Regions from separate parts of the Homo sapiens genome. Here region 1 is linked to region 2. The links are chromatin contacts, found by Hi-C or POLR2A ChIA-PET in ENCODE. All regions are on one chromosome and are shown on one strand. The core of a region is the stretch at or near the end of the contact, and the rest is flanking DNA. Distances in the headings are between cores, read along the strand shown. Region 1 holds the start of ITPR2-AS2 (ITPR2 antisense RNA 2). Region 2 overlaps SSPN-AS1 (SSPN antisense RNA 1).

Region 1 (3,552 bases), core at 503-3,002, 72 kb before region 2:
ATCACCCAGTATATTAAAACTCTGCTTATTGTTTACTCTCAAAAGAATGTAAACTTTTTGAGGGCAAAGACTTGATCTATTTTGTTCACTGCTGTTTTCCCAGTGCCTGAAACGTTACCAGACACAAAGTATGTGCTCAATAAAATGTATTTTGATGAGGATTCATACTTTGGTTTCTTCTGTGTGAAATGGAGATAATATGACTCTCTTTCACACTGGGACTTATCTGTTACAATGTTAGATTGTACTTCAGACTGCCTGCCAGGCCCTTGGGCCATCTTCAATAAGTCAGCTCAGGGAAGGCTGGTGTCCACTATTGACCTAAGCAAGCCAATGACAGCCTACACCTGAAGCAGAGAGCAGAAATGTTGAGATTATCGACTGCCCCTTGGCTTTGGTAAGAGGAATAAAAAATGGCTATGTTGTTTTAGAAAATATCACCTTGAAAGCTCCATGATGATGTACCAATTTGCTCTGATTGTCTCATAAAGCACCATTTTCCTTCCCCATATATTATGGAGCAGATGGCTCTCTTCTCAAAGGAAGCTGTGCCATTTTAAAACTTTTCTTCCCATGCAGGATGAGCCACTGGCTAAAATGGTGAGATCACCACCCATCCAGCCATGCTATTATAACCCAGGACACTCATGTAGGATTGAGGCCTGGAAAGTTAACTGCATGATTCCCAGGTGTTAGGGCTACTTACCAAGAATGCCTGCTTAACTTTGAAAGGAAGGTTTCCCTGGGAACATACATCCTGGTGAACAGGATCAGGTGTTGCTTAATAGATATTATGTAGATACAGAGTAAATGTCAGGCTTACATAGAGGAGTTGGCTGCTGAGGCAAATTTGTTCTTCAGCCTTGGCCAGCAACCCAGAATTTAAGGGAGGAGTCAAGGCCGGAAGCCACGTGCATTGAGGATCTAGGAAACCACCCACAGAGTCATCCTTCTTCCAGACTCAGCCTCCTCAGACAAAAAATCCCACTCTGTTCCCAGGCCGGAGAGCCTCCTGGGCTGGAATTGCTCAAGCCTCAGCTCACAGATGAGTCACTGTATTCATTTGCTCCACAGGTAGGCGTGTAGTTTGGCCCCATATGCAACAGACAGGCCAAGTTAACAGCAACTCGGGGAATTTCAAAATTGATTTTTATGGCAAAAAGAACACATGACCATTGTGATAGAAAATATTGGAACATACAGGCAAGCACCATAAATTTTAAAAAGAGCTGATAATCCCCAAACGCAGAGATTAAACATCATTAATAATTTCTTGTCTCACCTTCCAGGCTTTTGTCTATCCACCTGGGAGTACATATAGTGTAAAACAAATTGGATTATTCTAACAATGTTGTTTTACGGTCCTTCTCTATATACTATCCTACGGTGGACATTTTCCCAGGTCATTGATTATTCTGTTCTAGTGATTTTTTAATGGCCATACAACCTTCCAAAATAAAAATGTACCATAGTTTGTTGTACAATGCTTTACAGTTGAACATTTAGATAATTTTCAGTTTTTCGTTACTAAAGTTAACACTATGATGAGCATGATTGAACATACATATTTGTGTACGCCTCTGATTCCTGACTAAGAATAAATTCATTCAAATGAAATCATGCAACCAAAACATATGAGTATTTTCAAGGCTTAAAAAAGGTTTTACTTACTTATACTCCTACACTTGCGGCATGAAACAGGCCCTTTCCCAAAGGTGGCTTTTAGGTAAGGCTGCTTTGGTGGCCCAGACTAGGGTCCCCCTGCCTCTGATAGAGCTAAACTGTGCCGCAGGAAGCTGCCCCAGGGCAGCTGTGTGCAGAAGGCTGTTTTTGCCCCTTGGGGCCTTCCGGCTGCATTTTCTCATCTCTACAGCCGGGCCAGCTGAAGCATGTGGAGGTCAGGTGATGTGTGTGGGGTCATGCAGCCAGTGGTGACTCAGCCAAACCCACTCCAGCTCCTGAACCTTGCTCAGATCACAAGGCTGAGAGCACTCGCTTTCCCTGCAGCCCACAGTTTCCAAATAATTAAAAGAGGCTCCTTGTGCTTGAGTTTGTAGATATTAAGTTTTTGGAATGAGTGGTTCAGCCCCATGACCTTGTTAATTGGTGACACTAAATGCTGTATAATCCTGCCTTCCTTTTTCTTTCTGGAAACAATCAGAATAATTTGTTGAGCTTCCCTGCACTGTATAATTTGCAATGAAGCTTTGTGATGAGTCTATTCAGGTGCCCATCTGAGACTCAGATTCAAAGACATAACTGCTGAGCTGAATCAAAACAACAACTCTGGTACATCTGATTCATTATGACTCATGCATCAAACTCAAGCTGCCTATTAAGGTACTAGAACACTCTCACCAACATAAGAAAACCCCTGATGACAAAGATTGGCCAACTCTTGGGGATTATTGTCTCCTTCATCCATAATTCAGTAAGCCAAATTAAATTCAGGTGACCAATAGTTAAGTCAACCTAACAAGACTGTCTCTTCTCAGGTGGCTGGGCCAGCATGGGGGATGACTGCAGCTATTCCACAGGGAGTCTTTGCTTCCAGTGGTTTACTATCCCTGTATTACTCTCTGGAATGGAGCCTGTGAGCTCAAGGTCCTCTGTGGACATCATACTTTGTTCTGATTCTTAGCCATACACAGTGGGAGTTGAATCCCAGATGTCCTCTTATGGCCCAGCACCATTTGCACAGGGTTAAGAGAAAATGGAAGAGCATCAACCCATCCCCTCAGCTGGGAAATGACTCCTGACTCTTTTGCCAGGAGAATATATCAGTTACATCCTCTTTTGGGCATTCAGAGATGAGCCTAATATGTAAAAATTAAAGTAAACAGGCTGAAGAGACACCTACTTGTAGTATAGCTGCTGTATTATTTATCTGCATATATAAATGCACAGGCACGTAACCTAGCTGATTCTAAACTGCGTAGGTGAGTGTTTGCAGAACTAGGGGCTAGGAAGTTTTCTCAGTACCTATTTGCATGAGGCTGTGTTTCAGGAAGGCTTTTGGTTGTTAGCTGAAGGATGATGATGGAATTTAATGAGGAGTCCTTGGGACAGAGACTGAAATGGCGGGATGGCCTGGTATTTGGTTCCTATCAGGATATTGAGGGTGATTTGAGCTAGGAGGAATAAGGGATGACAGCCATGTCCTGGGCTTCGGCACTGCTCTGACACTCTGAAGGTCAGCAGAGTTGAAAGCCTTGCAGGTGAGCTGTTGGCATGGATGCCGGCGATGCTCGTGATAGGTTCTGCCAGTCATGGCAGGACTGAGGCTCCTTCAGAAGGTGTTGTGAGTAGAGGATGCTGAGGAGGGAGAGGGGGAGAAAGAGAAAGAATAAGGCAAATTCCACATGTGATTATATCTAATAGTCTGACTTATGAGTTCCTGTGGGAGAACTTAGAGGAAGTCCAGAAATACTTGGGGAGGCCTTACAGGGGTCTGCAGGGCAGGTTAGGCTAGAGCAGGAAACTCAGTTGTAAATGCTAATGCATCCATCACACCAAAGGCCCCTGTTTTTATACATCAGTCTTTTATTTCTT
Region 2 (3,519 bases), core at 242-2,741:
TAAGCACGAGGGTAAAACTGAAAGTTCTCCTCTGGGTCTCAGAGGGAGGCTTGGTGCTCTGAGTAAATATGGATAAACCACGCCACTTGTAAATTACTGGTTTTTTGTTCCTTAAACCAAGTTGTGCCTTCTCTTAATGGATATGTAAGTCCAAGGGGCTTAGTGAAAAAGCCATCCAGCTTTTTCTTCCCTATTGTGACCCTGTTCTGGTCACGAAGAAATGTCTTAAATGTTGGCTTTCAAAAGTCAATGTCCAGCATGACTTCTGTGTGAATGGTGCTGTTTCATTTCAGGTATTAATTTTATAAAACGGTTTCCAAGAAATACTTAACTTATTTTCTAATCTAGCCCTTCCTTTTATACTTCTGAGAAATTGTTCATCTTTCTAAATATCCAATTTGTAGTAACAGTCAATTATAAAAACATAAAATATTTTGACAACTCAAACTGTGTCTCTGCCCACTCATATATCTTCCCTGTGTTTATGTCTGGGTATATATGTGTGTGTCACATGTGTGAGTGGGAAACACAGGTGATAAACTTCATGTCACTCTACTGCTTGCAAACACTCCAATGGCTCCCAACTTCCTTACAGTGGCTTGTAAGCCCCTCTGCAATCTGACAGCAACTGACCACTTCATTCCCGTGCGGTAGTAGCTGGCCCCACAGACACTCTGATCAAGGGACCCATGTCTTCTTTCTGTTGCTCTGATTGCCCAGCCTCATTCCTGGGATTGGCATTTGCCGTTCCTTCTACCTATAATGCTTTTTCCCCATATTGTTGGCTGGCTATCATTTATTATTCAGGTTAAGGATCAAATGGCATGTCCTTCCCTCACCATCCTTCCCAATATTGCCCTACCTCTTTTCTCTCTTCTGTAAGAGCACCCTCTTCATAGCACTTGCCCACTATCTAAAATGTTCTATTTATTTGTCTTTTCATTGTCTGTCTCTCCTTCTGGATGTAGTGAGCTTGTCTGTTTTATTGGTCCTATATATCCAGCTCCTAGAACAATGACTAGCACAAAATAGGTATATTAAAGCTTTTACATTTCCTTTCCCTCTTGCCCTCATTTCTTATCCTGTGACCAAGAGGAGAAGCTCAGATGACTCAAAGATCTATAGATCCAGTGATAATAAAATATACCTCATGGCAGAAGATCAAGGAAGGGCTTGGAGTGCTAGGATCTTGACAAAGGCTTGGGGGTTGGTGACGCAAACACCTCCTCCTCTACCCACCACGTTCCCACTCTACCACTCCAACCTCAGCTGACCAAGCAACATCTTGGTCACCTCTTCCCCCAATTCCACTTGGACTATGGAGCACATCAATGATTTAATGATCCAGGAGGTACTGGGCATTTCTAACAGAGGCCCTTCAGGCACAGGTGATTAAGGAAGCTGGAGAGATGGTGCACATTCCTCCAGCTTTGGTACACAAGCCCTGCCCTCGCTCACACCCTGGGCTGATGTGGTGAGTCACTCCAGGTAAGGGGTAACACAGGGCCAGAGGCGACAGCAGTGAGGCCTGTGTTTTTCTTGCTTCAGAGCAGGAGAGTTGAAATGGAAACTCCTAGCCACACAGAACTGGGAGGCAGGGAGCTGTGAAAGTGGTGGTCCAGTCTTTGCACAGGCAGAATTACTTTCATTATTGCTCAATTTGAATTAGGTTAAAAGCAGATAGATTATTTTTAAGTCTCTTTTCTCTTTTCAGTAGATATCGCAAAGTCTAGAAATTGATATAATTTAAAGGTAATGAAAAGAAAGTTCAGCAGCTGCATCATGTTTCATGCTGTCCTTTCCTTCTCCTGGGGTGGGCCTCGCCCCCTTCCTCCAGTCTTCTGTTGTGTTGCCAAGGGCACTGCTCAGAGTGCAGGAGATGGTTCTGAGGCCATGGAAGGCTTCCCCGAGCTCACTTCACATTAGCCACTTACCAAGATAAGCTGGAGCCGGGTCCTTTTTTCAGGTTGAGCAGGTGAAGAATGTTTCTAACTGTTCCGGCGGCATGGCCGATGATGGTGCTTATTTCTGTTGTACCTACGGACTCCCACGTCCAATGTGTGTTAGCTTTAAGTTGCATATTTGGTCGCTCTCTCAAATGCAGTGGGGAGGGCTAAGACCTGATTGTTTTGGAAGGAGTTTACACAATTAACCAGGTTCTCCATTCATTATGGGTGTTGTGTGTTTGCACTGGTGGTTGTAGGAAAGACAAAGAAAAAAAAATCAGAAACATGGGAAGGTTTTCCTGCCGCATGATTTCATTAGCAGGATCAGGGACTCCCAGATCACTCTTTTTCTTTCCAGCATAAAACGGCCTTCAGAAGGTTTTGGCGTCAAGCCAATTAATTGCCATTGGAAATTGTCTTTAGATTCCCTCTCTACTTTCCACTTCTTCCTTGTGTGCTAGTAATTATGTGATATCTCCTGAGACTTCCACTGCAAACTCACTGAAGGCAAAAGCACTGACACGGAACCGGAAGGACTGAGGATCTGATGGAAAACAGAAAGTCCCATTACTTGCCCACTATCCCTTTTCATGCATCATAGTGGGGCTGGCTCTGAAATCCTGGGGCTTTTTAGAAGTCCCAGCATGTATCTCCCCTGGAGGACCAGCCCATCTTTGAGAAGGGCATCACCAATGGCACAAGAAGAAGGCTAAGCAGAAATATTGAATGCTTATTGGCAATAGGGGCATTAGCAACAGAGTCTAAAACCCAATTCCACTGCTGAAGACTTGGTGGCAGGAGCGCCACTTCCTGTTGTAGATCTGATGACACAATGAGAAAGCACAGTGCATACTAGGCTAGTTTCAGAGAGGACTCATTATATTAGCCAGAAACTAGACTTTAATGTAAAAGTCTGAAGCCTATCAGGGATTTCTCTAGGAAAGCACACTCTGGAAACTGCTCTCTATTTCAGTGTTAACTGCAAGCATGCATGCCTTCATGGTTACAGCTGAGTTTAGGTACAGGAAAAAGGATTCCTCGCGCTCTCATCAAGCTGTAACTCTAGTGTTCCTGAGCACCTAGTCAAGTATAATAAAATAATTCCCCTCCTCTTCCATCTCTAGCCCATATTTTCAGATTCAAAGATGAGCTGGGAAACAGGGTTGATAACAGGTAATGATAATGATAAGCACAGATTGCGCCCTTAGAATGTTCCAGGCACTCTTCCCAGCGCATTACAGAGACAAACCCATGTATGCCTCACAATGACCCTATGAGATGGGTGCTCTTATTACCCCCGTTTTATGGATGAGGGAACGAACTTGGGTATAGAGTAGTTGAGGAATTTGTCCACGTATATATATAGCTAGTAAATGGTAGCAAAACCTAGGCTTGGACACGAGGCAATATGACTGGTCTCAAGTCTGTTTTTAACCACTGAACCACACTGTGGCAGGCGGGCAGCTTCCTCGGGGATTGCAGTCGCCAGTGTTACATAATCAACACCAAGGGCTCATTCTTAAGGAAAGAGGCTGTTTGGTCTGCCCCTTACTGTTTTCTAGTCACGCTTACA

The links. Hi-C counts contacts between places; a loop is a spot of excess contacts on that map. ChIA-PET counts read pairs that join two places held with the same protein, here RNA polymerase II (POLR2A).
Region 1: a loop to region 2 is called in a map of mammary epithelial cell, with 4 times the contacts of the local background. The contact joins the promoter of ITPR2-AS2 here to the enhancer-like site in region 2. A Hi-C loop is called at or near these places in 3 of 168 maps with a recorded cell type or tissue (MCF 10A, PC-9 and mammary epithelial cell). POLR2A ChIA-PET finds 5 or more read pairs at or near these places in 1 of 52 experiments (MCF 10A).

Annotation. Positions count from the first base shown.
Region 1 is chr12:26,317,124-26,320,675 of GRCh38, reverse strand. It overlaps ITPR2-AS2 (ITPR2 antisense RNA 2), which reads right to left and starts at 1,752. Exons shown (of 6, transcript NR_199072.1): 1 at 1,672-1,752. RefSeq lists an enhancer at 2,010-2,059.
Region 2 is chr12:26,244,588-26,248,106 of GRCh38, reverse strand. All of the region lies in intron 1 of SSPN-AS1 (SSPN antisense RNA 1), which reads left to right. Among named protein-coding and RNA genes, the nearest start is that of SSPN-AS1, 25 kb to the left of the region's middle. RefSeq lists enhancers at 846-2,045, 2,661-2,840. Within about 2 kb of position 1,491, at least 8 of the 41 ENCODE cell types and tissues checked have a DNase peak (open chromatin) inside an H3K27ac peak, as active enhancers do; they include PC-9 and mammary epithelial cell, where a contact is called at or near this core.